2 separate regions of the Homo sapiens genome follow, and region 1 is linked to region 2. Evidence: read pairs that join two places in POLR2A ChIA-PET (ENCODE). Cell type or tissue: GM12878. All regions are shown on one strand.

Evidence for each region. ChIA-PET counts read pairs that join two places held together with the same protein. Peaks named below come from ENCODE experiments on the same cell type or tissue, not always from the same donor. Only the 100,000 strongest peaks of a DNase experiment are listed, where the experiment ranks them.
Region 1: POLR2A ChIA-PET joins it to region 2 with 5 read pairs; 8 of 35 experiments call an interaction of 5 or more read pairs at or near these places.

What each region holds. Positions count from the first base shown.
Region 1 is chr9:5,613,159-5,617,158 of GRCh38, reverse strand. All of the region lies in intron 1 of INCR1 (interferon stimulated noncoding RNA 1), which reads left to right. Among named protein-coding and RNA genes, the nearest start is that of RIC1, 14 kb to the left of the region's middle. In GM12878, no CTCF peak of the experiment used is centred here; no DNase peak of the experiment used is centred here; H3K27ac peaks cover 79 bases.
Region 2 is chr9:5,560,638-5,564,637 of GRCh38, reverse strand. It overlaps PDCD1LG2 (programmed cell death 1 ligand 2), which reads right to left. Exons shown (of 7, transcript NM_025239.4): 6 at 1,427-1,476. The region is part of intron 1 of INCR1 (interferon stimulated noncoding RNA 1); the gene reads left to right. Among named protein-coding and RNA genes, the nearest start is that of PDCD1LG2, 52 kb to the right of the region's middle. RefSeq lists a silencer at 1,375-1,474. In GM12878, no CTCF peak of the experiment used is centred here; no DNase peak of the experiment used is centred here; H3K27ac peaks cover 1,398 bases.

The DNA of each region.
Region 1 (4,000 bases), 53 kb before region 2:
AATCTTACAAGTATGACATCTTAGTCAGAATGGGCCTTAAACACATCCAGTCCAATCTCCTGACCCAACAAGAATATAAGTGGATTTCATAGAGTAAATTTATATATATTTCAAACATAGAAATCATTTATAAAAGCCATTAAGAGTTGGTATAAAAGGAATATACCTGTGAAACTGAACAACCAATACACTTGAATGTAAGAACTTGAAAAGAGATATGGAAAAATGGCTACCAAATGCCCCCCAAAATACATTATTTCCTTTATTGTCTTTTATTTAAAAAAATTAGGACAGCTATATTTGCAGTCATCATCTCCTGAAAATATAATTATTAATTTTTTCTGTTCTGAGCACTTTCTAATTTTTCTTTTATCATCAAAAAATAATAAGTACTATTTTTAAAATTGTTAATTTGTTATCAAGGAGATCAGTTTTCCCAAAGTGTGGTCCAGTCATCTGGATCAGAATTGTCTAGAGATATATTTAAAATACAGATTCCTTGGCCAAGTCCCAGGCTTTCTGAATCCGGAGTCCTTGATGTTGATGGTATGGCCCAAGAATTAGCATTTTTAACAAATATCCACTATGAGTCTCATGCATATTAATAAGGTTGACATTTCTTTAGGAGGAAAAAAAAGTGTCCGGTGTGTACTTTGAATATGGTCTGGAATCTCTGTACTCAACCTTCTGTTAGTTTGTAAACAAGTCAAAAAGTGCACTGGATTCCTGGGAGATATGGCCATGATCCCTTCTCCAGCAGATCTGAATTTTCTTGATTTCCTAATGAGAGAGCTGTCTAAGGATGTAAAAATTGTGCTGTGAAAACCAGATAAGACCAAGTAGTGGAAGTGACCTTGGGTCATTCAATAGCAATTATGGGCAAGTTAAACCTGACCACCTGGCCCCTGCTGATCACCTTCATATTGCCCTGCTAGCCCTAAGTTACCTTTAACCGTTTTTTTACCTGCAGGTGGAAATGTTAATATCTGTCATACCAGGTTGTTATTTTTTTAAGTGCTAGAAACCAGGCACTGGCATTAATCTGTGCCTTTAGTGGTATATTGTGGATTAGTCACAAAGAACTTTGTGTCTAATGATTGGTACTGTTACATAAATTATAACAGTAACTAGCATTTATTCTGCACTTATGTACTAGATACTGCTCTAAGCATTTTACATTATTTAATTTTTATCCTCTCAACAATCACATGAGATACATATTATCCCCATTTTACAGATGAGGAAATTGGGGCTTAGAGAAGCTCAAGGCTCACAGAGCTGGAAAGTGATGGAGTCAAAACTTGAACCCAGAATCCCCAAGTTTATCAACTTCACTATACCATCTCTTTCCACAAACTTATTTTCTCACCAACTAAATGTATATAATAATTTATGTCAGGCTGTCTTATTAACTACATTTTTTTTAACTCCTAAGGTATTTGTTTTTACTCAATCCTTCATGTATAAAATTACTTTGCTAAAGAAATGAAGGAAATCAGTATTTTCACATTTACTTGGAGAATAATATCTTGTGTATCTTAGGCAAAAATGAAAACAATAATTTATCTAAAGGGTCATGTGAATTCTTGAAAATAAACAGTGCTGTAGATCTTTCTGTGGCATACATCCATGGATGTAAAAGTAAGAGAGGGAAGAAGGAATCACATCACCCAGGTATGATGTTGAAGGCTATAAATGAATCAAAGAGTTAACATTTAACAATAGGATCATATTTTAACACCATTTTCTTTCTTTCTTTTTCTTTTTTCTTTCTTTTTTGAAGGGGGTGAGGAGGGGAGGGACTGGGGCTGAAGAGTAAGGGCGGGGGAAGAAGTCTCCATATTTTAACAACATTAATCCATCCACATCATTTAATATATAATACACCAAAGGCAGAATCTCCCTGTACCCTGGTCACTTTCTCAGGATGCCCATTGTAATGCGCTACAGGCTCTTACTGTCCTCCACAGTTTCCTAGGAGTTGATTGTTTTCTTAGCTTATGCTGCCACTACGTGCTGCTTTCCATTAGAGGGGAATCTTCTTCTGTAGGACTTGGGAATCCCTTCTGTAGGAAGGGAGCAAAGTGTCCCAACATCTCCCCTAACTGGACACCTCTCTAACTCCAAGCAAACATATTGTTCTCAGAGGTTTTCTGAGGATTCCTGTGTGGTAAAGACAAAAATGTTTGCATGAATAGCAAGACTCCCTCCATATTTTTATCTTGACCAGTAAATGAAAACATGGGTTTAAATCAGCTGTATGTGTGGATTAGAAAACAAAGTTGACCATTGCCTATATATACTTCATCATTGAGTCCATGTTCTTCTATGATCAAGCAGATAAACAGTTTACCTGTTAGTATTTGTTAAAAAGCAGTGAGGGGTGGCTGGGCGTGGTGGCTAATGCCTGTAATCCCAGCATTCTGGGAGGCTGACGTGGGTGGATCACTTGAGGTCATGAGTTAAGACCAGCCTGGCCAACATGGTGAAACCCCGTCTCTACTAAAAGTACAAAAATTAACTGGGTGTGGTGGTGCACGCCTGTAATCCCAGCTATTTGGGAGGCTGAGCCAGGAGAATTGCTTGAACCCAGGAGGCAGAGGTTACAGTAAGCCGAGATCGCACCACAGCCTAGGTCACAGAGCGAGACTCCCCATCTAAAGAAAAAAAAAAAAAAGCATTGAGGGGTTATCCAGCTCTGTAACTCAAATCTCTGGTGAAAGTGCTGTTTGACTGGAATGTGGTGAGCATATTGGGCGTCTTCAAGACTCAATGAATGGGGATTGAGTGCTTAGATACTCTAAAGATTATCTCAAAATATTCTGTTATTGCTCATACAGTTCCTTCTTGTGGTTGGAGTATTCAGAAGAAGAAATGTCTACTTACAACTTTATTTTCCTCTCTGAATCTACAGATTTTATAAAAAATAATGGGCATTTCTAAGTTTGCTCTTCATGAATGTGTTAACAATACCCCAAGCGACTGCTTCAAAAACCAATTTGTTTCAGATTATTATAACAGCCATGTAAATTTAAGTATGATGTCTCAGGCAAAACTTGGTTAATGCGGACATGAAGTTGAATATATAAAATTAATGACAGATATTAAAATGTGTAAATGCAATTGATTTTTTTTTTCCAGTCTCACTGTCGCCCAGGCTGGAGTGCAGTGGCACAATCTGCAACCTCCGCCTCCTGGGTTCAAGTGATTCTTGTGCCTCAGCCTCTGCAGTAGCTGGGATTACAGGTGCCTGCCACCATGCCTGGCTAATTTTTGTACTTTTAGTAGAGATGGGTTTCACCATATTGACCAGGCTGGTCTCAAGCTCCTGGCCTCAAGTGATCTGCCTGCCTCGGCCACTCAAAAGTGCTGGGATTACAGGGGTGAGCCACCATGCCCGACCTAAATGCAATAGTTAACAATTTACAATACCATTAACCTTAACAAGGCAAGATTTTGCCCATGCCCATGTTATTCCCTGAAAATTTGGGCACCACTGGATGTCCAGTTAATCAGTAAAGATGATAGAGTCACAAGTTGAGAAATGATCCTATAAGTGTAGTAAAAGTGGTATAAAAGAGCCTCATTGACCGGGCGCAGTGGCTCATGCCTGTAATCTCAGCATTTTGGGAGGTCGAGGTGGGTGGATCACGAGGTCAAGAGTTTGAGACCAGCCTGGCCAATATGGTGAAACCCCGTCTCTACTAAAAATACAAAAAATAGCCAGGCATGGTGGTGCGCGCCTGTAGTCCCAGCTACCTGGGAGGCTGAGGCAGGAGAATTGCTTGAACCTGGGAGACGGAGGTTGCAGTGAGCCGAGATCACCCCACTGCACTCCAGCCTAAGTGACAGAGGGAGACTTTGTCTTAAAAAAAAAAAAAGCCTCATTCAGTTTATGTTTGCATGAAATATGATACATAGTATTACCACATTCAGGCCATATGAGTAAATTATACATCCTCCAAAATTATATATATACATTTGTCTTTCATTTACTTAT
Region 2 (4,000 bases):
TGATGAAAACAGTGTTTGGGGGGATTAGATCTGGCAGTGGTATGCTGGTGCCTCTTTAAGGGACCTTTCCAAAGCTATCTAGAAATATTTAAATTCCTCATTAGGTATTGGTAAAGAAAATAAGATATTAGATAAGTCAAACCTACCTCAAGTAGTCTCTTCATTGTACCAAGGCATCATTTCCAAAATTTTGGTTTGATTTTGTTAAATCATTTTGGCTACAGGGTGCCCCCACTCCCCACCTAGATTTACTCAGATATTCATTGCTATTGCATCCAAATACTTAGAGTGGTAGATTCTGATATCACAGATGTCCTTTTGTTGCTGAAAGTTTGAGAGGCAGTGAGCTGAGAAAAATCCTGCTGAACTAAACAAAAACCCAAAACTGGTAGTCTGCATGCAATCTAGGTTGGCATGTTCATGCATGAACAGGTATTAGACAGAACCCTGGCCTCTTGGACAACTCCAATGACCAAATAGTAGTTGGTTACTTACTTCTGTTTATAAAGGCTCATGCAGGAATGACAAATTGACTTACTTCAGCCAAATATATGGCCAAGACTGCCCCCCTCATCTCTTGGTGCCTGTGATGATTAATTTTATGTGTCATCTTGGCTATGGTGCTCAGTTGCTTAGTCAAATGCTAGTCTATATGTTGCTGTGAAAGTATTTTGTAGATGTAATTATCATTTGCTATCAGTTAACTTGAAGTAAAGCTGATTATCTCCCATGATGTAGGTTGGCTTCATTCAATCAGTTGAGGGCCTTAAGAGCAAAAAACTGAGGTTTCCCAGAAAAGATGGAATTCTGCCTCAAGACTGTAAGGTAGAAATCCTGCCTGGGTTTCCAGACTGCTGGCCTGCCCTACACATTTCAAACTTGCCAGCCCCCACAATCATGTGCTGCTTCCCCTGAGTCTAAGCTTTTCATCCAACCAGGCTTAATGATTTTAGTAACCCACTTCTTCTGACCCCTAGATCATATCCTTCCTCCTCCACAGATTCCAGCTCCAAACCTGTCAACCTCATGAAGAGACTTGTGTTTTTCCCATATTACTCTTGACTCAGAGCCCACAACAATGTACTTCTTAATCATTGTTTGTTGCAAAAACATCCATTGTCAATTGCATCGCAGTTGAATATCTTCTCTTTGCTGTTCGATTTTAACTCTGTTTCTAACTATGTGAGACCAGAGGTCCAGTGCAGTATCATCTAGGAGTGCTTAGGAATATAGACCGAGCAAAAGATGGCATGATTGTTCTGGGGCTAAGAACGAGGCTTCGCTGAAATGCTACCAAACAGGAAGATTCTATAAGCTGGAACTATTCAGTTGCCTTCCATGAATTAATAGAACAGTGGTTACTTTAAAATTCAAGCTGAGAGAGAAAAGAAAGTAAGAAAGAAAAGTAAAAATCATGCTTACTCACAGCACTGTTCACTTCCCTCTTTGTTGTGGTGACAGGTCTTTTTGTTGTGTCTGAAAAGGAAAAATTCCAGAAATGGAATAAGATTAATGAGAAAACTGTTTGGCTTATAGATTAAAATATGGCAGGACAAAAAGTAAATCTAAATAAATCCACATAGCGAAGCCCAAATGTTCACTGTGGCCTGGGACTTCGGATGGTAATGCATAAAGCAAAATCTGGCCCCTAGGCAAAGAGTGTGAACAAAGAAGTCTCACACTTTCCATTCCTCTGTCTACTCCTGGCCCTCAGGCACTTAAAGGCTGAGGGACTAATTTGGGTATTCAATCCAGGAAATGTCTGGCTGCAGAATTAGCTCTCCCTTTTCTGCTTTAGTCTTGACTGCTACTTCTGCCTGCCTTCCCTGGTCCAGGTCAGAATGTCTGATCAATTAATTTTGCACTAAGGTATAAGTGACTGATACTGGCTCAAAGTAACTCAAGTTACTGGTTCAGAAGCACAAGTTCACATAATGGGATGCTGCTCACCAGTAAGTTTCCTTGATTTCACATCTTTCTTTTAATTTTTTTTTTATATCAATAGGTTTAGGGGTACAGGTGGTTTTTGGTTACATGGATGAATTGTATACTGGTGAAGTCTGAATTTTAGTGCACCCGTCACCCAAATAGTGTACATTGAACTCAATATGCAGCTTTTTTATTCCTCACTGCCACTCCCTACTCTCTCCTTCTGAGTCTCCCATGCCCATTATACCACTCTGTATGCCTTTGCATATCCATAGCTTAGCTCCCACTTACAAGTGAGAATATATGGTATTTGGTTTTCCATTCCTGAGTTACTTCACTTGGAATAATGACCTCCAGTTCCATCCAAGTTGTTGCAAAACACATTATCTCATTCTTTTTCATGGCTGAGTAGTATTCCATGGTGTATATATACCACATTTTCTTTATCCACTTATTCGTCAATGGGATCTTAGGTTGGTTTCATATCTTTGCAATCATGAATAGGTTTTCACTTTTTTCTTAACCTCTGATTTCACATATTCCCTCCCACTCTGATTCTCTTTTAGGATTTAATGCCCAACTCCTGCCATTGCCTGGGTTCCTGAAATCAGTCCATTCCTAATTCTGCTTTTGCCCTATATACCAGGTTTTTAGTAATTCCCTCATGACTATCCTGAGCTTGGCCTGGAATTTGGAGGTCTCTATTCAGCACTGTAGTCTCTTTCATGAGGGTTTGCATTTGAAAGGAGCCCAATGGTTAACCCATAGGAATTGCTCTTGAATGTTGGCTTCAGTGGGTACCTCATTTATGCCTGAGGTTAGTGCTGCCATTCTCTGTGGGCCACAGGTAACCATAAACCAGCATATTTGGTCTTTAAACCTCTGTAAAATTCTGGCTCAATCTTCTAGGGCTGTGCCACTTAGAGTCTGGTTCATGGGCTGGTGCTGGTAGGTGAACTGTTACCAGCCTATGATGATAACTGTTCCTTCACAAGAGAGTTTAAGAAACACTGTTCTGAAGATCTGAAGACATGTTCTAAAGATCTAGATTCTGTAGCTGGTGACTTCTGCTGGATTCTAACTTGACTTTGCCATTGGCTCAGCAAGTCAATGTATAAGTCACTCAATTATTTTGGATTGAAACTTACTTTCTCCTTCCATTGTTCAAAGATAATAATATTGACTGAACCAATTTGTATTAAGCACTTTTGCAACAAATAGGCCACAAGTTTTGGAGTCAAACAGACCTGTATTCAAATCCCAGCTGTATGACTTTGGGAAGTCATATAACTTTTCTGAGCCTCACTTTCTTAACTCCAGCATAAAGACACTTCTCCTTGCCACAAGCAATTTTTGTGAAATTAAATGAGAAGTTTGTAAAGGGTCTAGCACAGTGGTTTTCAGTAGAACTTTCTGCAATGATGGAAATGTTGTATATCTGTACTGTCCAATACAGGAGCAATTATCTGTACATGGCTATTGAGCACTTACAGTGTGTGAATACTTAAGATGTGACTGATGAATTTTTATTTAACTTAAAAAGAGCCACAGATGGCTATTATATTGGACAGAGCAGATCTAGCATACTCACCTGCATATAGTAGGTTCAATGTTTAAAATTTCATTGAACATTTATTATATGCCAGGTAATTTTTTAGACACTGGGCATATATTGGTGAATCAGAGAAACACAGTTACTGTATTCTTGAAACGTAAAGACAAGCAGATGAAGCAGAATTTAACATTATTTTGCAACAGAAGTTGCCAGCTTCTTCTCTAGAGCCCAGCAGGTCACCCTCGAGCCCCAAACTGTTGAATGGTTCCTCTTAGGGGAAAATGGTAAGCAGGACCTTTTATGGACCAATAATGGCTGCCCTCCCAATACACTTTAGTACACAGAGCTAGTCACTGAGGTATAGGTGGGTAAATCTGTTCAGGAGCTAAGAAGCCATCTGGAAGGAAAGGGACCAAGCCTGCTGCTTCTTTACTTAACTTTGCAATGGACTAAGAAATTCAGGATACCAATGGCCCTAAGAGGAACTGAAGAGAAGGAAGTTAGGACTGGCGTCCC